2 separate regions of the Homo sapiens genome follow, and region 2 is linked to region 1. The links are chromatin loops, found by intact Hi-C in ENCODE. Cell type or tissue: dorsolateral prefrontal cortex. All regions are shown on one strand. Links, peaks and the distances in the headings refer to the core of each region. The heading gives the core; the rest is flanking DNA.

The links. A loop is a pair of places that touch in the nucleus more often than their neighbours do. Peaks named below come from ENCODE experiments on the same cell type or tissue, not always from the same donor. Only the 100,000 strongest peaks of a DNase experiment are listed, where the experiment ranks them.
Region 2: it touches region 1 in a loop (2.6-fold over the local background); 7 of 110 quality-filtered maps call a loop at or near these places.

Annotation. Positions count from the first base shown.
Region 1 is chr20:24,378,626-24,381,537 of GRCh38, reverse strand. No RefSeq gene overlaps it. Among named protein-coding and RNA genes, the nearest start is that of SYNDIG1, 90 kb to the left of the region's middle. In dorsolateral prefrontal cortex, for the core only: no CTCF peak of the experiment used is centred there; a DNase peak (open chromatin) is centred at 1,740; H3K4me3 peaks cover 809 bases.
Region 2 is chr20:24,461,024-24,463,935 of GRCh38, reverse strand. No RefSeq gene overlaps it. Among named protein-coding and RNA genes, the nearest start is that of SYNDIG1, 7.1 kb to the left of the region's middle. RefSeq lists an enhancer at 1,868-2,775. In dorsolateral prefrontal cortex, for the core only: no CTCF peak of the experiment used is centred there; a DNase peak (open chromatin) is centred at 1,275; H3K4me3 peaks cover 592 bases; H3K27ac peaks cover 2,500 bases.

The DNA.
Region 1 (2,912 bases), core at 219-2,718:
AAGGCAGGGGCAGCGGCCTTCCGTGGAAGCCTGAGCAGGTGGATAAGGATGCCTGAGTTTCTCACCCCACACACCTCTTCCTGCTACTTTGTAGCTCAAGAGCTTGGAAACACGATGAATTCCCATTGGTAACACTCTAAGACTTAATGAGATGTGTTTCCAGCTAAATCAGTGAGATGGGATCTAAAGTCCAAATTGAATTGGAAGTTGCAGATAGAGAGCTACCCTTACCTGAAGTACCCAAGATTCCATGTTTCTTAGGTCAAGAAGAGAGCACCTCTTTCTCACTTCTTTCACTGCCAGATGGAGAGGAATTAATGCAAGGGACCTGACGTGAGTGGCCCCCCAGGGCTACAGCCTAATGCACAGTGGGCTTCTTCCCATAGAAAGTTAGGTGTGATGGTAGCAGGAAGCTGGAAAGGTTTAGGGAACAATACAGAGTTCGCCCAGTTGGTTTAAATGAAGAGACTTTAGTGAAAGGACCATTTAGAGGTAAGGAACAGCGTTATGGAAGAAAATCAGGTGTGGTTAAGCACCTGCAGCCAGCAGCGACAGGAGGTTATGTTACTGTCCTTAAGGCCTCGTGAACAGAAAGTGAGAGAAGTTTACTGTAGCCTGGTGAGCTGTGAGCTGTGGAAAAGGTCATCCAGTGGGAGCTGCATGTGCAGATGACACAGTCACCATCAGGACAAGGTACTGGGACGGGGAAGTATTCAGGAAGAAACACCTGGTTTCTCTCTACTCTTGCTCTCCAGTGCTCTTCTGGTGCCTATTGGTCAGACCTAACCAGAAACCTGCAAGTCTGGAGTTAGCCTCGTGGTCTGCATGTATCCTCCTCGAGCACACAGCGTGGCAGAAAAAGTTGTAGAATGAATCTGGGGCAGAAAACAAAGAATGATGAAGGCTGATGCCAAGGTCTAAGTCAGGTGCATGGTCCAAGCTTACACCTTCAATTTCTTTTGGGCATACACCTACCAGTGGGATTGCTGGATCATATGGTGGCTCTATTTGCAGTTTTTTGAGGAGTCTCCAAACTGTCCTCCATAGTGATTGTACTAATTTACATTCCCACCAATAGCGTACAAGGGTTCACTTTTCTTCACATCCTCATCAGCATTTGTTATTGCCTGTCTTTTGGATAGAGGCCATTTTAACTGGAGGGAGATAATACCTCATTGTAGTTTTGATTTGCATTTCTCTGTTTATCAATGATGTTGAGTGCCTTCTCAAATGCCTGTTTGCCATTTGTATGTCTTCTCCTGAGAAATATATATTCAGATATTTTGCCATTTTATGATCAGATTATTAGGTTTTTTCCTGTGGAGTTGTTTGAGCTCCTTCTATATTCTGGTTATTAATACCTTGTCAGATGGGTGGTCTGCAAAATTTTTTCTCCTATTCTGTGGGTTGTCTCTTCACTTTGTTGACTGCTTCCTTTGCTGTGCAGAAGCTTTGTAACTTGATGTGATCCCATTTGTCCATGTTTGCTTTGGTTGCCTGTGCTCAATGAATAGTTCAAGTCCTGGAACCAAAATGATGTTCCCTGGAGCAGGAGGGCAAATGAATAAGAAGGACATCTGGAGAAATTTCAGGATGGGTTTGGAAGCTGTAATCTTAAATTGGGCTTGGAGGATGTCATTTTATTTGCAGCAGGTCAGTGCATCCTCAGGGGACCGAGGGGAGCTGGAGCCACACAGTCTCTATGTGTTGTTTCACCAGAGCTGCATGGAAGCCTGCCCAGCAGCCACTCCCAGGGCATGGATTCCACAGCCCGGCAGCCTTGTCTTTGCCTTCTGCTGAGCTGCGGCTTGTCTCCAGCATCCCACAGCCCAGCTTTTCTGATGAGTGGGAATGTTGGGATGAATCCCCAGAAAGTCTTTATCATACATGTTAATGTCTGGACCAAAAGCTACTTTAGCCAAAACAATGAGTCACCTCTAAAGCACTTAACATTCAGTTCACTTTCATCACCCGTAAAATGGAAGTTAAACTCAGGTCAAGATATCAAGAGGGAATGAGAGAGAATGTATAATTTGGGGGCAGAAAATAGGCTAAGAATATGCTGGCAAAAGAAAAATAGCAGAGAGTTTGGCAAGAGGCAAGAAGGGAAGTAACTGAGTCCAGGAGAATGGTGTTGGACAGAGGGAGAGGTCCAGGGAGAGGCGGGGAGGTAAGGAGAGGCTGTAAAACTCAGAGAGGCTTCTGAGAAAGGAGAAGTGACAGACCTTGAAGTGAGATTACACGCTGTGAAGAAAAGAAGGGGAGGAAGGTGGTGGAAAGACAGCTAGAAAGTGGGGTGGGAAATGGTTAAGAGAGAGACAGAACCATAATTAGGAGAGAAATTCGTGACACAATATTCCTATAAAACAGATATTTGGCATAGGTTCCTCTGGAAAATGTGACTAATTGTAGCTCACATATATTAAGTTAAAATTCATTTATTTACAAATGCTATAATTTGAGGCTGAATATAATTTCTTTATAAAAGTCAAGCAGTAAAGAGTTGAACTCTCAAGGAAATAATTAGGACAATAATAATAATTTAAAAAGTCAGGCACCAAAATTAACCCAGAATTAGAATAATAATGTGGGATCAGATGGCACCAGAGTTGGGATGGGACTCCAGTCTCATCATTTAGCTGTCTGCCTGTGAGCAGCTGGCGGCACATGGAGCTCAGAGCTCAGGGCAACTGGGGGTAATCTGCAAACACAGGACTGCTTGTGCGATGGGGAGGTCTGCATAGGGGCCTTGCTGCTGGGCCGGGGAGTTGTCAGTTCAAATGCACATGCACACACACATACACACACACACATATACACACAAATATACTACACACACATAGATATATATACCCACAAATATACATGCTATATATATATATATATACATACACGCACACCCACACATATAC
Region 2 (2,912 bases), core at 306-2,805, 82 kb before region 1:
ATCTTTTTTCTAAATATGAGCCTGTGTTGAGCCTGGGTCATAAGGCTGCTTAGAGCAGATAATCGCACAGGTAGGTTTTGTTTATGCCGTCCAGTTGGGAGAGATCCTAAACCATCACCAGTGAGCAGCCCATTCACACAACGGACAGCCAGAAATCAGGTAAGACAGAACACTAAGTTCAAGCCCCCCACATGCCCATAAGGACGTGGCGGCTCTTTCTTTTGTTGTCCTGTATGGCTGGCCCTGCAGTTGTTCTGCTCTCTCCTGACCTCAGTCTTCCACTTCTTGTTCTTAGATTGTCACTTGACCTGAACACAGACTTGGCCTTACATTCTCCTGGGCATTTCTGGCTATCATGGGTAATGACCCAGCCTGTCCACACCAGAGCCTGCATCCTCCTTGTGTCAACAAAGTGGCTGTCCTCATGTCCCCCAGAAACCTGCCTCACCCCTGTCCTGCCTGAGCAGATGGCTTCTCTTTGAATTTTATCTAGTTAATAATTTCTATGATTCAGTTAATTATCCCATAATACATACCTATTATTATGACTGAATGTGGTATCATAATCTTCAGTATCTTTAAGAAAATTGTAGTTCAGCTGAAAGCTGGAAAACATGCTTGTTCTCAGGACCATTAGAGATTAGGGGAAAAAAAAGAAAAGAGAAAGAAAAATCTTAGCTTTACAAAACTTTGCTACAGGATGACCTGTGAGGCCAGAATTTGTAGCATATGCTCAAAAACTCGAGCTTCCAAAAATGGATACAGACATCGACTTCAATCTAGGCACCAAGCGAACAGTGCAATGCACCTCTTTACTAAGATAAAGGAAGACTGTATTTTTTTTTTTTTGCTGTACAAGTGTAGCTCTAGCATCAAGAAAAACTAAGAGGTTGGGATTCTTGAAAATATTGCTGGTGCAGAACTAAGCATTTAAACGTCATTAATTATTAGCATGGTTGCTGGCACTTTCTAAAAGGCCTAAGAACCCATTTTTTGGCTCAAGAAGACATATTTCTTGCTGCATTTGCTTTTTTTCTGCGAGCGAAAAAAATTCTTTTGCAAAAATAACCACTTGTGTAATTCTGCAGCATGTGAAACTGGAGGAAGGAAACACAAAGGTAAGCAATTTCATTTTTGTGATTCTCTGTTTATCATTCATATTTTAAGAAAAGAATGCCTTTAAACAAAGGAACTTACTCAGGCGAGTGCCTGAACCAAAGGCAACTCTCTGCAGCATGCTGGCTTCTGTTCCCTGGGCAGTTGTCATGCAGATCAGCACTGGCCCACAAAGAACCCTTATTTTGCTTCTGCACAGCTGGCATGGCAGCTGGTCCTTAGGGGCATTCCTTTAATGCAGTTTGCTTGCTATCAGGCACCCAGGTCCCACAAGGGTCTCCTCCCATAGCATGTATTAAGCATGGCCTCACATCATCTATCCAATTTGGGGGTACAGGACACATTTGCCCTGGCCAGCAGCATAAAGAAGAGTTCCTTCTGTTCAAGAGCCACCTGAAAATACAGAATTGATTGAAAGAGGACTCATCAGCTAAGATAGACCTTGTCAAATGTACATAAAGCTTTTCTCACCCGCAGCCATGGCGAAAAAAATAGCAAAACAAAGTGATTTAACCAATAACGAAGAAGCTGTTGTATCCACAGTGGTAGAGTCACACTTTGGGAGGCCCAGTCCCCAGATGTATTCTTTCCTTGCCTCTGTGTTTGTCAGTTGGCTTGGCGAGTGTTTGTTGGTGTCTGCTACTGGACAGATACAGAGCAGCTGTTGGGGGCACAGGAGCAGGTGAGCCTGGCAGGTATGGCCCTGCCCAAAAGGACAAGTAAACAGCAGTGATTATGCAGAGTGATGACTGCTCCAAAGGGGAGAGGAAGGGCTCCTGGGGGAGCAGAGAGGGAGGGGGCCCCATGAAGACAGGGAGTAATCAAGATTGCTGAGACCTGAGGAGCAGGGGTGGCCTGTGTGTGGGTGCTTGTGACCCTGGGGGTGGGGGAAGGCGGTGCTCCTAGGGGCAGTGTTGCTCTTTCTGATTTTTGAGTTTGAAGAAGCATGGAGCACCAGAGTGTAGGATGCGTAAGGTGAGGCCAGAAAGATGGGTAGTGGTCTCATCACTAAAGGCCTCACACCAGGTTTTAGGAGATTGGGCTTCATCCTGGGCTGCAAGCAACCTGTGAATAGAGTGATAGAATCGGATTGGTATAGGTAAGCTGTGAGTGATCTTCCCCAGACTGCAGAGAATGGTGATGAGCCTTGATGATTCTTCACTTGCTTTGAAATAGTCACACTGATGTTTCTCACACTCTTTGCAATGCAAACACCTGAAGGCATGGGCCATGACTCTCTGTTAGGGTGGCCCCTTGAATCCCCATTTCCTATCCCCCTTTCCTGGCTGCAAAGCTAGCCCACCCTGGAAGGAAGATCCATTGACTACATCCCACTTCCTGGGAACATGACAGCGGGCCTGCCCCCCTCTCTGTGGGCTGCACCCTCTCCTGTCTGGAGCTTTGTTATTTATTCACCTTTTGTGCTTCACTTACTGGACTGGAGGCTTTTCCAGTGTAAGGACTACATGTGTTGCACAAGTGTGTGTCCCAGTGTGCAGGTGCATGTGCGAGTATGAAGGCGGGTGTGGGGGGAGTGTCTTCATCTATCTCCAGACTCCCAGCAGCATCACCCTGAGCACGGCTGTTCCAGGTTAGAGCTGAAGAGCTTCGGAGAGCTGCACATGGCACCACATGAATGTTTTGGGATATTTGTACTGCAACAGTGCTTATTTCTTACAATTCATAGATATTTTGTGTCTTTTTTCTTTCTATACAAATATATTTGGTAATTAATAACTTGCATTATCTCTAATAATAATGTACTTTGTCCTGTCAAGAAACTGTTTAGACTCCCC